Regions from separate parts of the Mus musculus genome. Here region 1 is linked to region 2. Evidence: chromatin loops called from intact Hi-C (ENCODE). Cell type or tissue: gastrocnemius. All regions are shown on one strand.

Region 1 (8,000 bases), 110 kb after region 2:
ATCATAGTCAGCTGCTGTGGACAGTCTGAAGCAGCCTCATATCCCACACCTGGGATTAAAATGAAAACATATTATAATTATTTTATGTCTTTTAGAGAAACCAAAATTCCAAAATAGCCACTACACCCAGTCCTAGCACTTCTGTGTATTTACCCAAAGGACTGAAGTCAATGACGTATCACAGACAGACACGTTCATCACTGTGTACTGCAGCACTGTGCACAGGTGAAAGTTATGGAACCAACCACAGTGCCATTAATAAAGGAACAGATACAGAAAGTGTGGTGTATACACACATCAATTTTAGCTATAAAGAAAAATGAAGTTGTGTTCTTTGCAAGAAAGTGTATTCAACTGGAGATAACTAAGTAAACTAAGCCACTCTCCTCTGATAGAGATTTGAGAGTTCTGCACAGATATATAAATCATGTATATACTTGTGTGAAAATGACCTTGTATAACACAGTACCACGTGCAAAGAATATAACCCGATGAAAATAATAAAGAACAACACTGACAGCTGGGCATAGCACACACATGTAATCCCAGCCCTCAGGAGGCAGAGCAAGAGGATCACTGCAATTTCCATACCAGCCTGGGCTACACAGTGACTCTAGCGCCATCTAAGTCTATGCAGCAGAACCCTGCCCAAACAAAACAAGGAGGAGGAGTTTCTGAGCTTGAGGACAGGTCTTTGGAAGTAACCTAGCCATATAAGAGGAGAGGAGATGGGAAAATTAAAAGGATGAAGCCAGCCTTTGAGCCTGAGGGTCACAATTAAACAAGCAAGCACTGACATAACGGGGTTCCATAAGGAGAGAAGCCAGTGCCCTAGAGAACCAATGCAATGGAATAGCTGCTGAAGTCAACATAGTGCTGTCATCCCCAGCACTTGGAAGGCAGAGTCAGGAAGAGCACGGGGAGTTCAAGGCTGGCTTTGTCTACACAGCAAGTTCCAGGCAGACAGCTACGTAGGGAGACCCAGAGACCCTGTCCTGTGTCTTAGTCAGCATTACTAATGCTGAGATGAGACCATGGCCGAAAACAAGGATTTATTTGACCTACATTTCCATGTTCATCTGTCCCAATGGTTCATCACCGAAGGAAGCCAGGACAGGAACTCAAACAGGGCAGGAACCTGAAGGCAGGAGCTGATGCAGAGGCCATGAGGGGTGCTACTTACTGGCTTATTTATACTGGTGTGCTCAGCCTGCTTTCTTATAGGGCACAGGACCACTAGCCCAGGGATGGCACCACCCACAATGGTCGGGGCCTTTCCCCATCATCACTAATTGAGAAAATGTTCTACAGGCTTGCCTGCCTATTCCCTGATCCTTTGGAGGTCTTTTTCCTTTTCTCTTTTTTTCCTTTCCTTTCCTTTTTTTTCTTTTCTTTCCCTTCCCTTTTTTCTTCCTTCCTTCCTTCCTTCCTTCCTTCCTCCCTCCCTCCCTCCCTCCCTCCCTCCCTTCCTTCCCTCCTTTCTCATTTGTTTTGTTTGTTTTGAGACAGGGTCTCACTATGTAGCTTGGCTCTAGCTGTCCTTATAACTCACTCTGTAGACCAGGCTGGACTCACAAGAGACCCACCTACCTCTGCCTCTCAAATGCTGGAATTCAAGGTGTGCACCACCACACTGGGCTTGGAGGCATTTGCTGAATTGAAGTTTCCTCCCCTCAGGTGACCTTAGCTTGTGTCAAGTTTACATAAAATTAGGCAGCACACTCCTGTCCGGGTGCTTGTGTTTGAGCCCCTGCTATGCTACTCCATGGAGCCAGAGATGATGCTATTCCTATCCCCCAGCTGTACCCACACTGCCATCTCTCCCAGCCTTGTGATCCAGCTACAGTGACTGCACAGGGCCCTGTACCCTCATGGCACCCACTGATCACAGAAAAAAAATTCACACATTTGAAAAGAGTAGATAGAAAGTTAAAAACTGAAGAAGTGTCTAACTTTATTTGGTTTTGTTTTCGAGACAGGGTTTCTCTGTGTAAGCCCTGGATGCCTTGGAACTCACTCTGCAGACCAGGCCTGCCTCTGCCTCCTGACTGCTGGGATTAAAGGCATGTGCCCCCCACTACCCAGTCTAACTTCATTTCTAATAAAAGGTTTGGCCTTAGAAAGAGAATACACACACACACACACACACACACACATATGTGTGTGTGTGTATGTATGTGTGTATATACATATACATGTGTGTGTGTGTGTGTGTGTGTGTGTGTGTGTGTGTAGGGAATACTTTCTTCCTAACAGAAAACATGGTTTTTCAGCGTGCCTTCTGCTTTCCCCCTTTCCCATTTCCCTTCCTTCTGTGGCAACTGTGGACTAGGAAACCTGCTGCTATCAAAGGCTACTGGGGCCAGGAGAGGGCTCAGCTCATCAAGGCCTTACCACCAAGTCTGAGGGTCTGAGTTCCATCCTGAGAGTCACATGGTGGAGAGAACCAACTCTTGGAAGCGGGTTCTTATGATTCCAGCCTGTGTATCCTTTACCACCCCCACTCAACACACAAAAGAGCGCTATGGATGACGTGAGGCAGACCTATATCCAAGACAGCCCTGACCTTGCTCTACCTTAATCTCAAGTACAGCACGTCACAGAGCCATTTGGGAAGAAAAGAGGACTATGGAGGATATATTTATCACATGGAAAAGTTTCAGATTGTTCATTAGATCCCTCAGACACCACGTTCTACAGTGTGCCTCCCTCAGACACCACGTTCTACAGTGTGCCTCCCTCAGACACCACGTTCTACAGTGTGCCTCCCTCAGACACCATGTTCTACAGTGTGCCTCCCTCAGACACCATGTTCTACAGTGTGCCTCCCTCAGACACCATGTTCTACAGTGTGCCTCCCTCAGACACCATGTTCTACAGTGTGCCTCCCTCAGACACCATGTTCTACAGTGTGCCTCCCTCAGACACCATGTTCTACAGTGTGCCTCCCTCAGACACCATGTTCTACAGTGTGCCTGGAGGCCTTGCAGACAGCAAAAGAGATTGCCTAGGAAGGTAAAACGTTAGTTGAAAGCAAACTGACCTCAGGAGACAGAAGTGGACTGAATGATGGGTAAAAAGTGGTTGCATTTTGTTTTGTCTAGTGAAGCACAAATTATTCTTGCCAGCTGACATTCAAAAAAATGTTCCCTGTGTACTATGTACTATAATTAAGAAGGCAGTAGATGCGCTGCCGTGGTAGCACACAGCTTTAATCCCAGCCCAGGGGCAGGAGGATCTCTGAGTTCAAGACCAGCACCAAGTTAGCCATAGGATCAAAAAAAAAAAAAAAAAAAAAAAAAAAAAAAGTCAATTTGAACATTGAGCATCTATCGCCACCTTGTGGTAGCCCAGATATCTGCAAGGATTCCAAAAATTAAGCCTTCTTGAAGAGGAGCTGGTTTGTGAGCTGTTTGGAACATTTGGACATAATCATCACGTGGGAGGCAGGAGGCTGAAGGCTAAATATATTAGAAATACCTCGCATATGACTGAGTTTCATACTGTTTATATTTTATATGGATGGTCTCACCTAGCCTAGGTGGCAGCTCTAGGTTCTGGGACATGGCTGATTGCATGGGGCAAGTCCTCTACTTGCTCCTGGATGGTCAAAGCCAAAGCCTGTTATGTTTTGTTAGTATTCATGTGTGCAGCCTGTTTAACTGTAGTATGAAGCATGTTACATGTGCACATAGGGTCTTGTAGAGAATTTATATTGTGAGGTATATTTCACACATAATTCCTCCAACTCTGACTAGTACTGTGTGCACAGCATCTTCTGAAGTGGTGTTAGGCAGAATTCAGTACGACTCTGGGGTCTGTTTTGCATGTATAAGGCAATGCCATCCAAGCCGACCCTTCTGTGAGACGGCTCAGTATGAGGTGCTTGCTGCCTTGCTAAAACCTTTATGGTCTAGGTTCTTTCACCTGTTTGACAACTGTACTTTATTCCTGGGTTAAGTTCAGGTGTATGTGTGCTGAGAGCCAACATTGCTCACTGTCAGACATGCCACTAAACTAGATTGAAATATTCCAAACTTTTGCAGCCTAGTTTTACTTTGTAAAAATCTGGGGTGTGGGCTAGAGACAGGGCTCTGCAGCGCTCTGTTTGCTCTCCCAGAGACCCCAGGATCAACTACCTGCCCCCACCTGGTGGAACTATCTGTAATTCCTGTCCCATGGGGATCCAGTGCCCTCTTCTGGCCTCTGGAGCACCAGGCATGCATGTGGTGTGTAACATTAATGAAGACAAACCACCATACACATAAGCTAATTATTTTCGTTAAAAAATTAAAGAATCTTGTAATATTGTGGAACACCTTTTGGGTATATGCCCAGGAGTGGCATAGCTGAGTCTTCAGGTAGAACTATTTCCAGTTTTCTGAGGAACCACCAGACTGATTTCCAGACTGGTTGCACCAGTTTTCAATCCCACCAGCAATGGAGGAGTGTTCCTCTTTCTCCACCCTGCCAGCATCTGCTGTCATCTGAGGTTTTGATCTTAGCCATTTTGATTGGTGTGAGGTAGAATCTCAGGGTCGTTTTGATTTGCATTTCCTTGATGACTAAGGATGTTGAACATTTCTTTAAGTGCTTCTTGGCATTCAAGATTCCTCTGCTGAGAATTCTGTTTAGCTCTGTAACACCCTCCCCCTCTTTTCTTTTAAAGATTTACTTGTACGGTATTGCTGTCTTCGACACACCAGAAGAGGGTATGAGATTCCATTACAAATAGTTGTGAGCTACCATGTGGTTGCTGGGAATTGAACTCAGGACCTCTGGAAGAGGAGTCAGTGCTCTTAACCGCTGAGCCATCTCTCCATCTCCTGTACCCCATTTTTAAAATTGGGATATTTGGTTTTTTGGAGTATAACTTCTTGAGTTCTTTATATATTGTAGATATTAGCTGTAGGCATATATTTTTCACAGCTACTTTAATAAGGGTTCAACCTCCCCTCTAGCCCACCACCTGCCAAGTGATAGTGGAAAAGAAAGGTTATCAGGATATGGGGGGAGTGGACCGGTTTTAGAAATAGCTCTTTGGGGCAATTTCAACCTTCATTGTTCTCAGTCCAGTCCACTATCAAACACCAAACATGAATCAGCAGCTGCAGACCAGTCCACTCAGCAGGCACCACACACGAATCAGCAAGGGCAGTTCAATCTAAAAGAAAACAACATGAGGCTTGCCAACAGGCAGCAAGAAATTGCAGGAACCTCATGAGTTCTTTGGTGAGTTTCTTTCTATGAAGTGCCCACAAGTGAACTTCAACAACATAGTGTAAGGTGAACCAATACATGCATGCAGTCATCGAAGAATGTCGAGGTGGAGCAAAGCAAACCAATGCTTGAGCTCCTACTGCCTTTGAGATATCTACATTCCTCCTGAATAACGTGCATCCTTTCACGTGTTTGCTATAGCAAAATATTCTTTCACCTATGTGCTCTAGAGAAACATCATTTGACATAACTTTCTAAGGAAACCAGAAGTTTCCACTTCAGTTAGCTCTCTATAGGGTTAGAGAAGATCTTTCTCTAATCTGTAGGCTGCTGTTTTGTCCTATTGACGGTGTCCTTTGCCTTACAGAAGCTTTTCAGTTTCAAGAGGTCCCATTTATCAATTGTTATCTTACAGCCTGAGCCATTGGAGTTCTGTTCAGGAAAATTTTTCCTGTGCCAATGCATTCAAGGCAATTTCCCACGTTCTCTTCTATTAGATTCATTATATTTGGTTTTATGTTAAGGTCCTTGATCCACTTGGACTTGAGCTTTGTGCAAGGTGAGACGTATGGATCAATTTGCATTCTACATGCAGAAGACCAGTAGTTGGAACAGCACCATTTGTTGAAGATGCTTTCTTTTTTTCCACTGTATGGTTTTGGCTTCTTTGTCAAAGAAAAAGTGTCTATAGGTGTGTGGGTTTATTTCTTGCGTCTTTGATTCCATTCCATTGATTAGCCTGTTTGTCTCTGTGCCAATACCATGTAGTTTTTAACCACGACTTTTCTGTGGTACATCTTGAGGTCAGGGATGGTGATTCTTCCAGAAGTTCTTGTTCATAATATTCGTAATATTATTCATAATAGCCAGAAACTGGAAGCAACCCAGATAACCTTCAGCTAAAGAATGGACACAGAAAATGTGGTTCACTTACACAATGAAATACTATTTAGCTATGAAAAACAAGGACATCATGAATTTTGCAGGCAAATGGATGGAACTAGAAAATATCCTGAATGAGGCAACCCAGACCCAAAAGGACATGCATGGTATGTACTCACTGATGGACAACCATAGTACAACTCAAAGACTATATGAAGCTTAACAAGAAGGAAGGCCCAAGTAAGGATGCTTCAATCCCACTTAGAAGGGGGAACAAAATAATCATGGGAGGCAGATGGAGAGAGGGACCTGGGTAGGATGGTGGGGGGCAGGAAGGGAAAAGGGGGCAGGATTAGGTATGGAGGGGGGAGTTAAGAGAAATGATTAGAGGGCCAGGAGAATGAATGAAAATATGCAGTTGCTGTGTGTGGGGTGGAGGTAACCTCTAGAAAGTCCTAGAGACTTGGGATGGGAGGTTTCTAGGATTCAATGTGGGTAACCTTAGCCAAAGTGCCTGATAATGGGGATATGGAAGGGGCCACCTCCACTGGTTAGACAGGGCCCACAGTGGAGGTATGGGGACACCAACCCACCTTCAAATTTTTCAACCCAAAACTGTTCCTAAAAGAAATGCAGGGACAAAAAACGAAGTAGAGACTGAATGAATTGTCAACCAGTGACTGGCCCAACTTAGGATCCATCCCATGGGCGGGCACCAATCCCTGACACTATTACTGATGCTATGTTATGCTTGCAGACAGGAGCCTAGCATGGCTGTCCTCTGAGAGGTTGTACCATCAGCTGACTGACTCAGATGCAGAGTATGTGCCTAGCACTTGAGGGCCTGGGTTCTAAAACAAGACACTAAATAGCTTAGCTAGGCATGGCGGTATATGCTTTCAATCCAAGCAGAGGCCAGCCTGATCTACAGAGTGTATTCTAGGCTAACCAGGGCTAGTAGCTCTAGTGACACCCCATCTTGATAATAGCAAAATTGCTTTTAGATTTATTAATGTATATGAATATGAATTTTGCCTGCATATATGTATGTACACCACCAGTGCCTGGTACCAGACAAAGTCAGATGAAACTGTTGGGTCTCCTGGAGCTGGAGCTGCAGATGGTTGTGAGCTACCAAATGGGTGCTGGGAATTGAACTTGGGTTCTTTCCAAGATAACCTGAGGTTGACCCCCTGAAACAGAGAGCAGAGAACTAACTCCTAAAAGTTGTCTTATCACTTACATGTACTGCATCAGCTCCTGCCTTCAGGTTCCTGGCATGTTTTGAGTTCCTATCCTGACTTCCTTCAATAATGGACTATGGATGTGGAAGCTTAAACCCTTTCCTCCTACCCTGCATTTGGTCTTGGCGTCTCATCATAGTAATAGTAACCCAAATTAAGACATCAAGAAACAATGGTTTAATTATGCTAAGCTTTTAATATTTTCCTACATCATTCCCCAGCATCAAATTACTATTTCTTTAAAATTGCATTGTTAGGATGATTTTTAAAATTACTGTTTAGAGGGTCTGGAGAAATGGCTCCATCTTTAAGAGCACGGGCTGCTATTTCCCAGGACCTAGGTTTGATTCCCAGCACCCATACAGTGACTCAAGACTCAGCTGTGTCTTCAGTCCTAGGGACCTGACAACCCCCGGCCTCCGTGGAAACCACACATGAATATAGTATACAGAGATATCTGCAAACAAAATACCTATACACGCAAACTAAAATGTATTAAAGGGTTTAGTGCTTAAGGGTCAAGACACAGGACTTGGGGTCAAACTCTGAGCATCCATATAAAAGAACAGGGCACGACCCTACAGCACCAACACTGGGAAGTGGGCACTGAGGGGTTCAATGACAAGCTCCAGGTCAGCAAATGACTGTCTCCAG
Region 2 (8,000 bases):
CCGCCATGAGTTGCATAGTAGTGATTTCCTAACTGTGATTCTGTAAAGACATTCTTTACTGGAGTATATGTAAACAAAATAAACTCTGGTCCAGTAATATATTTCATTAATAGTACTTTCAAGTTGCAGACTGTAGCATTGTTACCCAGCTGGAGCAGATTTTGTAGCCTATGGAGTGCTCCATTTTAAATTTGTATGTGAACCTTGTGCTGTCAAGGTTGATCTTTGCCCACAGCCTTGCTGTGTGTTAAAATTGAAGCTTTAACTAGGGTTCTCTATGTCTGAGTCTGAACCTTTCCTGGGTCCTTCCTTTACTGTGTCGTTTCGTTTCTGCTGTATTTAATCTTTGAAACATTTACTCAAATCTGACTTTTTTCTCAAATCTGACATTTTCCTTCCTTCCTCCCTCCCTCCTTCCCTCCCTCCTCCTTCCTTTTCCCTCCTTGTCCTCATCCTCTTCCTCCTCCTTTTTTCTTCTTTTTAGCAGGATGTGTTCCTGTGTTGCTCTAGTTGGCCTGGAACTTGGAGAGCTGTCTGCCTCTGCCTTTCAAGTGCTAAGATTAAAAGGCATATGCCACTGTGTCCTCCCAACTTTACATTTATGTTACTAGGCCTACAATACTTTTTTTTTGTATATAGTCTTAAAGCTACAATCTCATTTGTGACTTTTTCCACTTAGGATTTTCTTATATTAATACATTCCTATTTGTGCGTGCGTGCGTGCGTGCATGCATGCGTGCATGCGTGTGTGCGTGTAACATTCTTGCACAATCTGCGATCTTCATTTCAGTTTTCCCTACTCCTTTGAGTCATTTCTATGTCTTTTCCTGGAGGGAGTGTTCCTTACTTTACTCTCAGGCTCATCTGTGGTTCATGCTTTGCTTTTCAGTCCACACAGCCTTACAGTATTTCTTCCCTATCTAAGGCTTTCTCCTTTGCTGGGAATAGCTAGAACTGGGATGTTGCAGCATATGCCAAGGTTTCTAAAATTCTCTTTCATTTCTTCCTCTATTCTGGGTTAACTTGCTGTTTTTCTGTTTACCAGTAAGTATCTGCAGCCATATGCTCTTGATGTTTCTGATGCCTGAGATATGCCTCTGAAAAGTTTAGCAGAATTTTCTACTCTTTCATGTTCCCCCTTTATTAAGTCTTAAGTAATTAAAGTTCATTCTAAGAGTATTATAACTATATATAAGAGTATATAAGTATGTGGTAAATCTCTTTGTTGTTAATCGTTTTGTTTTGTTGTTTCTTAATACAGGGGCTGAGATTTATTCAGTTAAAAAACCCTTGGAGCCATTTACGCTGGAAAGGAAGGTACAGTGAGAATGATGTGAAAAACTGGACCCCAGAATTGCAGAAGTATTTAAACTTTGATCCACGAACAGCTCAGAAAATAGATAATGGTAAGTGTGTCTGTAATTTACTGCCATTTTAGGAGTGTGAAGGGCGTACAAGTGTATACGTGTATATGCACATGGATGTGTACAAGTGTATCCGTGTGTATGCACATGGAGGCCACGGTTCAACAATAGGCATCTTCCCTTCCACTCAGCAAGGAGCTCACCGACGGGCTAACTTGTCTGGCCAGCAAGACCCCAGGCTCCAGCTGTCTTTGCCTTCCCAGCACACACTGGTATCCCAGCTTCTGTGTGAGTGCTGGAGACAGAGCTCAGGGCATCATGCTTGTGCAGGAAGCCAACTCCCCAGTCTGTCTATTTATGTTTGTGTTTTGCCTACGTCTGTGTATGTGCACCACATATGTACAGTGCCTGCAGAAGTCAAAAGAGGGCGCCAGGTCCCCTGGAACTAGACACAGTGTGGGTTCTGGAAACCAAATCCATGCCCTCCACAAGAGCAGCGAGTGTTTTAACCCCTGAGCTAACCCTGTAGCTTCAGTAGCCTTCAGTGTCATTTTAAATAACCTGTTTTCAAGATGAGATGTACTTAGACAGTCTCAACAGCCTCTTTTATTTTATTTTTATTTTATTTGATGTATATAGGTGTTTGCCTACATGCATATCTTGCACTCTGTGTGTTCTTGGTGCCCTTAGAGGTGGATCCCTAAAACTTAAATTAGAAAACATTGCTAGTCATCATGTGGGTGCTGGGAGAGAATCTGGGCCCTTTGAAGAGTAGCCAGGTACTCTTAACCATTGAACTTCTTCCAGCTTGCTTAAGTTGTTTATTGCTAATTCCTTTTAGATTAACAAAGACATTTAATTTTTAGGAATATTTTGGATTTCCTGGGATGATCTTTGCCAGTATTATGATGTAGTTTATTTGAGTTGGAATCCAGCTCTTTTTAAAGAATCAACTTGCATTCACAGGTAAGTTTTTATACATTTTAGACTATGCTTTATAATATTCTCTACATTTGAAAGATTTAAAATTTTTTAAAAATTATGTGGAGATAGGAATGGGGCTTTGTCCATGAGTACAGGTGTCTGGGAGACTAGAAGAGGGCGTTGGGTGCTCTGGAGCTGGAGTTATAGACAATTGTAAGCCGCCCAGGGTGGGTGCTGGGAACTGAGCTGTGGTTATCTATCTGCAGCAGCAGTACATGCTCTTAACCACAAGCTGCCTTTGCAGTGCCTGTTCCCCACATCACAATTCTCAAATAGTGACCAAATCAGGAGGATCATCAACCCCTCTTTTGGTCATTGCCAGTAGCCATTTTTTTTTTTACTACTTTATTACACCAAAAACTTTTTAAAGGATAAAACAAAAATCCTGATAGCTGTTATGTGCACGCCTTTAATCGCAGCTCTTGGGAGGCAGAGGCAGGCAGATTTCTGGGTTCAGGGTCAATTTGGTCTACAGAGTGAGTTTTAGAACAGCCAGGGCTACACAGAGAAGCCCTATCTCAATCAATCAATCAATAATAATAAATAATAAATAAACAATCCTGATAGCTTAATTGCATTTGAAACACATCACTATCTAAAGTAGTATTTAAAAGGTTAGCCATGAACAGGAGAGATGGCTGAACAGTTAAAAGTTCTTGTTCCTGCAGAGAACCCAGGTTCAGTTCCCAGCACCCACAAAGTGACTGGCAGCCATGTGCAAATAATTCTGGGGGATCTGATGCCCTCTTCTGAACTCTGTAGGCACCAAGCAAACATACATAGGCCAAACATTCATACTTCTAAAATTAAAAAATATCAAAAATATTTATTTTTAAAATGTTTACCTGCATGAGAAATTTAACCATTGATGTCTTTTTGTTTATTTTTAGTACTTGGGATGCTAAACAAGGACCTGTGAAAGATGCTTATAGCCTGGCCAACAACCCCCAGTACAAATTGGAGGTGCAGTGTCCACAAGGGGGTGCTGCAGTTTGGGTTTTGCTTAGTAGACACATAACAGACAAGGTACAGATATCCTTCTAATAACACACCCACAATTCAGAAATTCTTTCAAATATAATTAACTGTTAGGTCCATAATTTTATCACTATTCATTTCCATTTATATAAGTGCTCTGAAAATGTTTTCTCAAGTAAATGAGTATCATTAGGTAGATTTTATTTTATTTATATTTTAGATTTTGTCTTATTTTTATTTTTTTACTGGTCCAGTGGATTGGAGAGGGCTTTATTTGGTCCCAGGGTAAATTTCCTTATTTTATAATTAGATACTGAAGTCTTATTCAGATTCTCTAAAGGAGGAGCTTGCTTTTCAATGAGAACATGAAGGTTGATACATTCTTTAAAACTTACTAAGATTACTATATTCTGGAAGAGATTTGAAAAGTAGGTCATTAGTTTTGATTGTAGAAAGGCTAATTATAATCTTAATCATTTACATAGTAGTCATTTATTCAGAAAAATATGGCTTCTGTAGAACTAAATAGCTGAGGTGCTCTTGAAAATTAGTTTTCTAAACACTTAGAATAGAGAACATCTTGAGTCCGTTTTCCTAACCACTGTGGATTCTCTGTGATTTTAGGATGACTTCGCAAATAACCGTGAGTTTATCACAATGGTTGTGTACAAGACTGATGGCAAGAAGGTTTACTACCCAGGTAAGCCCTGCTGAGCACATGCTGCCGCATTCTCAGACACTGAGCTGGAGAGGAAAGGCTTATGTAGATGGCATGCAGAAATCAATTATAATTATGCTGGTAGACTAACAAAACCCAGCAAAGCATACTGGGTATTTAGGTTGATGTATATGTAAAACGTTTTAATTTTGAAACTCTTAAAATTTAGGCTTATATACTTTTGTACATAATCATCAGAACTTAATTTCTAAAATGTGCCAAGGTTTATAAAGCATCAAAAAGGGAACAGAGGTAAAATGACATGGTCTGATTTTGTCTTTTTAAGAGCATTGGTTTCTTCTAAGCATTTATTACAGCCCCAAATGAGGCAGTTTTATTTGAGAAATGCTGGTGACTTGACCTTGGGTAGTTGTAGAGTAAGACCAAGAGGACAGATTTGAATTTCAGTAGGATTGTACAAGGAGTTCCTGAGCTGATGGAGGCTGATTCTGGGGTTTAAGTAAAACCAAGCTGTAGTAGTTATTAAGATGGGTGAGCATTGGTCATATTGTAAGATTTCGTTACAGAGTAAACTCGGAAGTTAATTTTTGGCTTGTTAGATTTGAGGCACTAAGACTTCCGGGTAAGGATGCCAAGTGGGCATTGATTTGAGTGGGGGCTTGAGGTCCAGCTTGATGAGTCAGGCACAGGAGGAGGCAGCATCTGAAGCCTGGACTCTGTAAATCCTGAGGAAAGCCACAGCTAGAGCTGGATGCCCAGGACGTGCATCTGTAGCTGGGCAGAGGAGTTGGTACTGTTACTAGAAAACTCAGTCAGGATGTGATGAAGCAATTGATGGTACAGTGAGGCTTGATAGAATCTTAGCAAAGGAGAGGAAAAGAGCACACCTCTATCTCCTGCTCTCCAAGGGGTCAGAGAAGATGCCGTTGGACTTAGCATCGTGTAATCATTGTTGACCTTGATTGTTGAGAAAAGGTTGTCAGGAAGGTAGGACTGGAGAGGATTGGTCATAAAGGAAAAGATGCATTCTTCACCATTACACTGGTCAGCACAGGCACTGAGCCTCACCAGTCAGTCTCTCTCACTTCTGCAGACACATGACACATGAAGTCCAGTGGGCCATACCAAGCCAAGCTAGCTATTTTCAAATGTTGATCATTATATAACTAAAAAAAAAAAAACAAAAAAAACCACACAAATATTTTCCTAGAGTGAAAATTTTACATGGTTTTATACTTTGAAATACATTTACTACTACTTTTACTTTTAAAACTTAAGTTTATTTTTTCTTATGTTTTCTTAATTGAACAGTGCTGCCCTCTTTTCTGTGAATTTTTTTCAGGATACTTCTAGGGTACAGTTTTATTTTCATCACACTAGGTAGTTTTGCTCTCCATTAATGAAAGAATAAACAGGAGACACAAATTGAAAACTTAGCCCATGGGCTGGTGAGATGGCTCAGTAGATAAAGGTTGTCTGCTGCCAAGTCTGACAGCCTGAATTCAGTCCCTGTGACCCATATGGTGGAGGGGGAGAAATGACTCAGGTTACCCTCTGACTTCCATGGTGGGTGTGCAGACACACAAACCACTGTTAACAACCCTTTATAAAAGTCTGAGAAAAATCCCTACCAAATCACTGATTAGCGAAAGGAAAATAAGATGAGTCATTAGGGGGACTTTAAGAAGCTAGTTTAACATGCCTAAGGTTTATTTAGTTCTACATTAGGGGTGGGTAATGTTAATAATGTGTTTATATGCTTTTTTGTATCTTAAAAAGACAAAGCTAATCCTGACTTTGAAAATCTTTTCTGTAAACATGATATCTGTGCAGCTGACCCACCTCCATACATTGATGGGATTCGAATTAACAGCCCTCATTACTTGACTAAGATAAAGCTGACCACGCCCGGGACTCACACCTTCACCCTAGTGGTTTCTCAGTATGAGAAACAGAATACGATTCATTACACAGTCCGGGTAAGAGTCGTCAACCGTGAACCATGTAGTGACAAAATATAGTGAAACAGAGTTTATGACAGGCTCTGCTTTCTATGTGGGATCACTTGAAGTGTTTTCTCTGAGACAGACTCTTGCTATGCATTTTAGCCTAGCTTTCTAGCCCAGGCTATCTTGAATTCATATACTCTGACCTCAACTTCTGGAGTGCCAGGGAAAAAATTCTATTTCTGAAAATCATTTTCTACTTTTATATTTTTATCAATTAAGTAATTATGCTTTCTGGGAAAAAAAAAAAAGTGAGTTGTGCTGGGTAGTCGTGGCAAACACTTTTAATCCCAGAATTTGGAAGTAGAGGCAGGTGGATCTCTGAGTTTGAGGTCAGATCTACAGAACAAGTTCCAGGACAGCCAGGTCTACACAGAGAAACTGCCTGGAAAATTAAAAAAAAAAAATTGTATTTTACTTTGAGTAACATTTTGAATGAACATATTTTCTTCATAATGGTTTATTCCTGAGATGTAGATTAATAAATGCAATTAAATGACAATTTTCAATAGGGCATGATGGTGGAGGCAGCACACACCTATAATCCCAGAGGCAAGAGAATCTCAAGTTAAATGCTAGCTTGAAACCTCATCTTAAACGCCCCCAAAACAAAAACAATTTTTAACTGTTTTTATTACAGTGCTGTCACATTGCTGGGAAGGTCACTTGCAATTTTCTTGTACATAGGATTGTCACATACAAGGAATTCAATTTGGATGGATTTATAATGATAAAATACATTAGGAACTGTTTAATATTTCTTGGCTCTTCAGTCAGAGAAGCCAATTGTCCTGAGTCATACACCGTGACAGTCAAGACAAAGCCCTGGTTCCTGGTTACTTCAGTGTGATTGATCCCAACTAGTATTTGAGGTGTGGAACAGATCAGGGTGCTCCGTGATCACTTTGATTGTCCTATGATGTTTCTCAGGATAATCTTTAGTGGGCCTGTTTTCTTGTTTAAATCTAGGTGTATTCAGCCTGCAGCTTTACTTTTTCGAAGATCCCTTCACCATACACCTTATCCAAACGGGTAAGAAATTCTGTGGATTGTAATCTGTTTGTAGCCTTTAGAAATTCATTTCCTTTCATTTCTCATTATTAAGTAAACTCTTTTAGGAGTTTTACAGAAATACAAGGGAAACTACTGTTTATTTTGGTCCGAATACAAGATCTGTGTTGTGAGTACAGTGAGCAGTATTGTTTCTGTGGAAATAGAAACATGTAATTCTAGAGAGAAAATTAGCTGTATTTTTGCTTGTTAGCAGTCCACGGAGATGAACTCCGAGAGAATTTGAAAATAGCTTGCAGTGTGGGTAAAACAGATGTGCAGAAGATTCCTGAGAGAATTTCTGGCAGGGAGAGAGATTTTATACTTGAGAGGTGGGGTACAGTAAAGCAGCTTGTGTGGGTGAAGACTTGACTGTCTGTGACAAACCAGAGTGGAGAAATCAGAGTGTGAAATTTACTAATACAGAAACTTTACTTTACAGATAAATGGAAAGTGGAGTGGTCAAAGTGCTGGAGGATGTGGAAATTTTCAGGAGACTCACAAAAATAACCCCATCTACCAATTCCATATAGATAAGACTGGACCGTTATTGATTGAGCTGAGAGGACCAAGGTTTGTATGAGTAGCTCTGTGTGTGTGTGCGCACGCCCCCCCCCCCCCCCCATGAATGTTAGGCATCCACCCTGCCACTGAGCTTTGTCCTAAGCTGTATCCTCACTGACTCAGAATCATCCTTAGTTTTAAGTTAATGATCCGATGTGTGGATAATGATGGCACTACAGGTAGAGGCCAGTCGTCAGTAAGTGGTATGAAATTCAGCATCCACACACATATAATAGTGATTTGACCCATCTCACATCAGGGCTAAAACTCAGTTCTAGGTTACAGATTAGATATAATACAAATGGATATCTGGTATGAAATGCAGCTCAACATGTTTTTCTGTGAGTTAGCGGTTCTTGGAATGCCATATGGGCC

What was found. Peaks named below come from ENCODE experiments on the same cell type or tissue, not always from the same donor. Only the 100,000 strongest peaks of a DNase experiment are listed, where the experiment ranks them.
Region 1: a loop joins it to region 2, with 6 times the contacts of the local background. A loop is called at or near these places in 17 of 42 quality-filtered maps.

Annotation. Positions count from the first base shown.
Region 1 is chr14:31,469,298-31,477,297 of GRCm38, forward strand. It overlaps a transcript of Mettl6 not described here. Among named protein-coding and RNA genes, the nearest start is that of Mettl6, 22 kb to the right of the region's middle. In gastrocnemius, CTCF peaks have their summits at 628, 3,365 (motif pointing left) and 4,181 (motif pointing left); a DNase peak (open chromatin) is centred at 3,354.
Region 2 is chr14:31,362,218-31,370,217 of GRCm38, forward strand. It overlaps Capn7 (calpain 7), which reads left to right. Exons shown (of 21, transcript NM_009796.3): 13 at 1,262-1,406; 14 at 2,231-2,330; 15 at 3,239-3,374; 16 at 3,951-4,026; 17 at 5,839-5,984; 18 at 6,981-7,043; 19 at 7,504-7,634. Among named protein-coding and RNA genes, the nearest start is that of Capn7, 30 kb to the left of the region's middle. In gastrocnemius, no CTCF peak of the experiment used is centred here; a DNase peak (open chromatin) is centred at 3,329.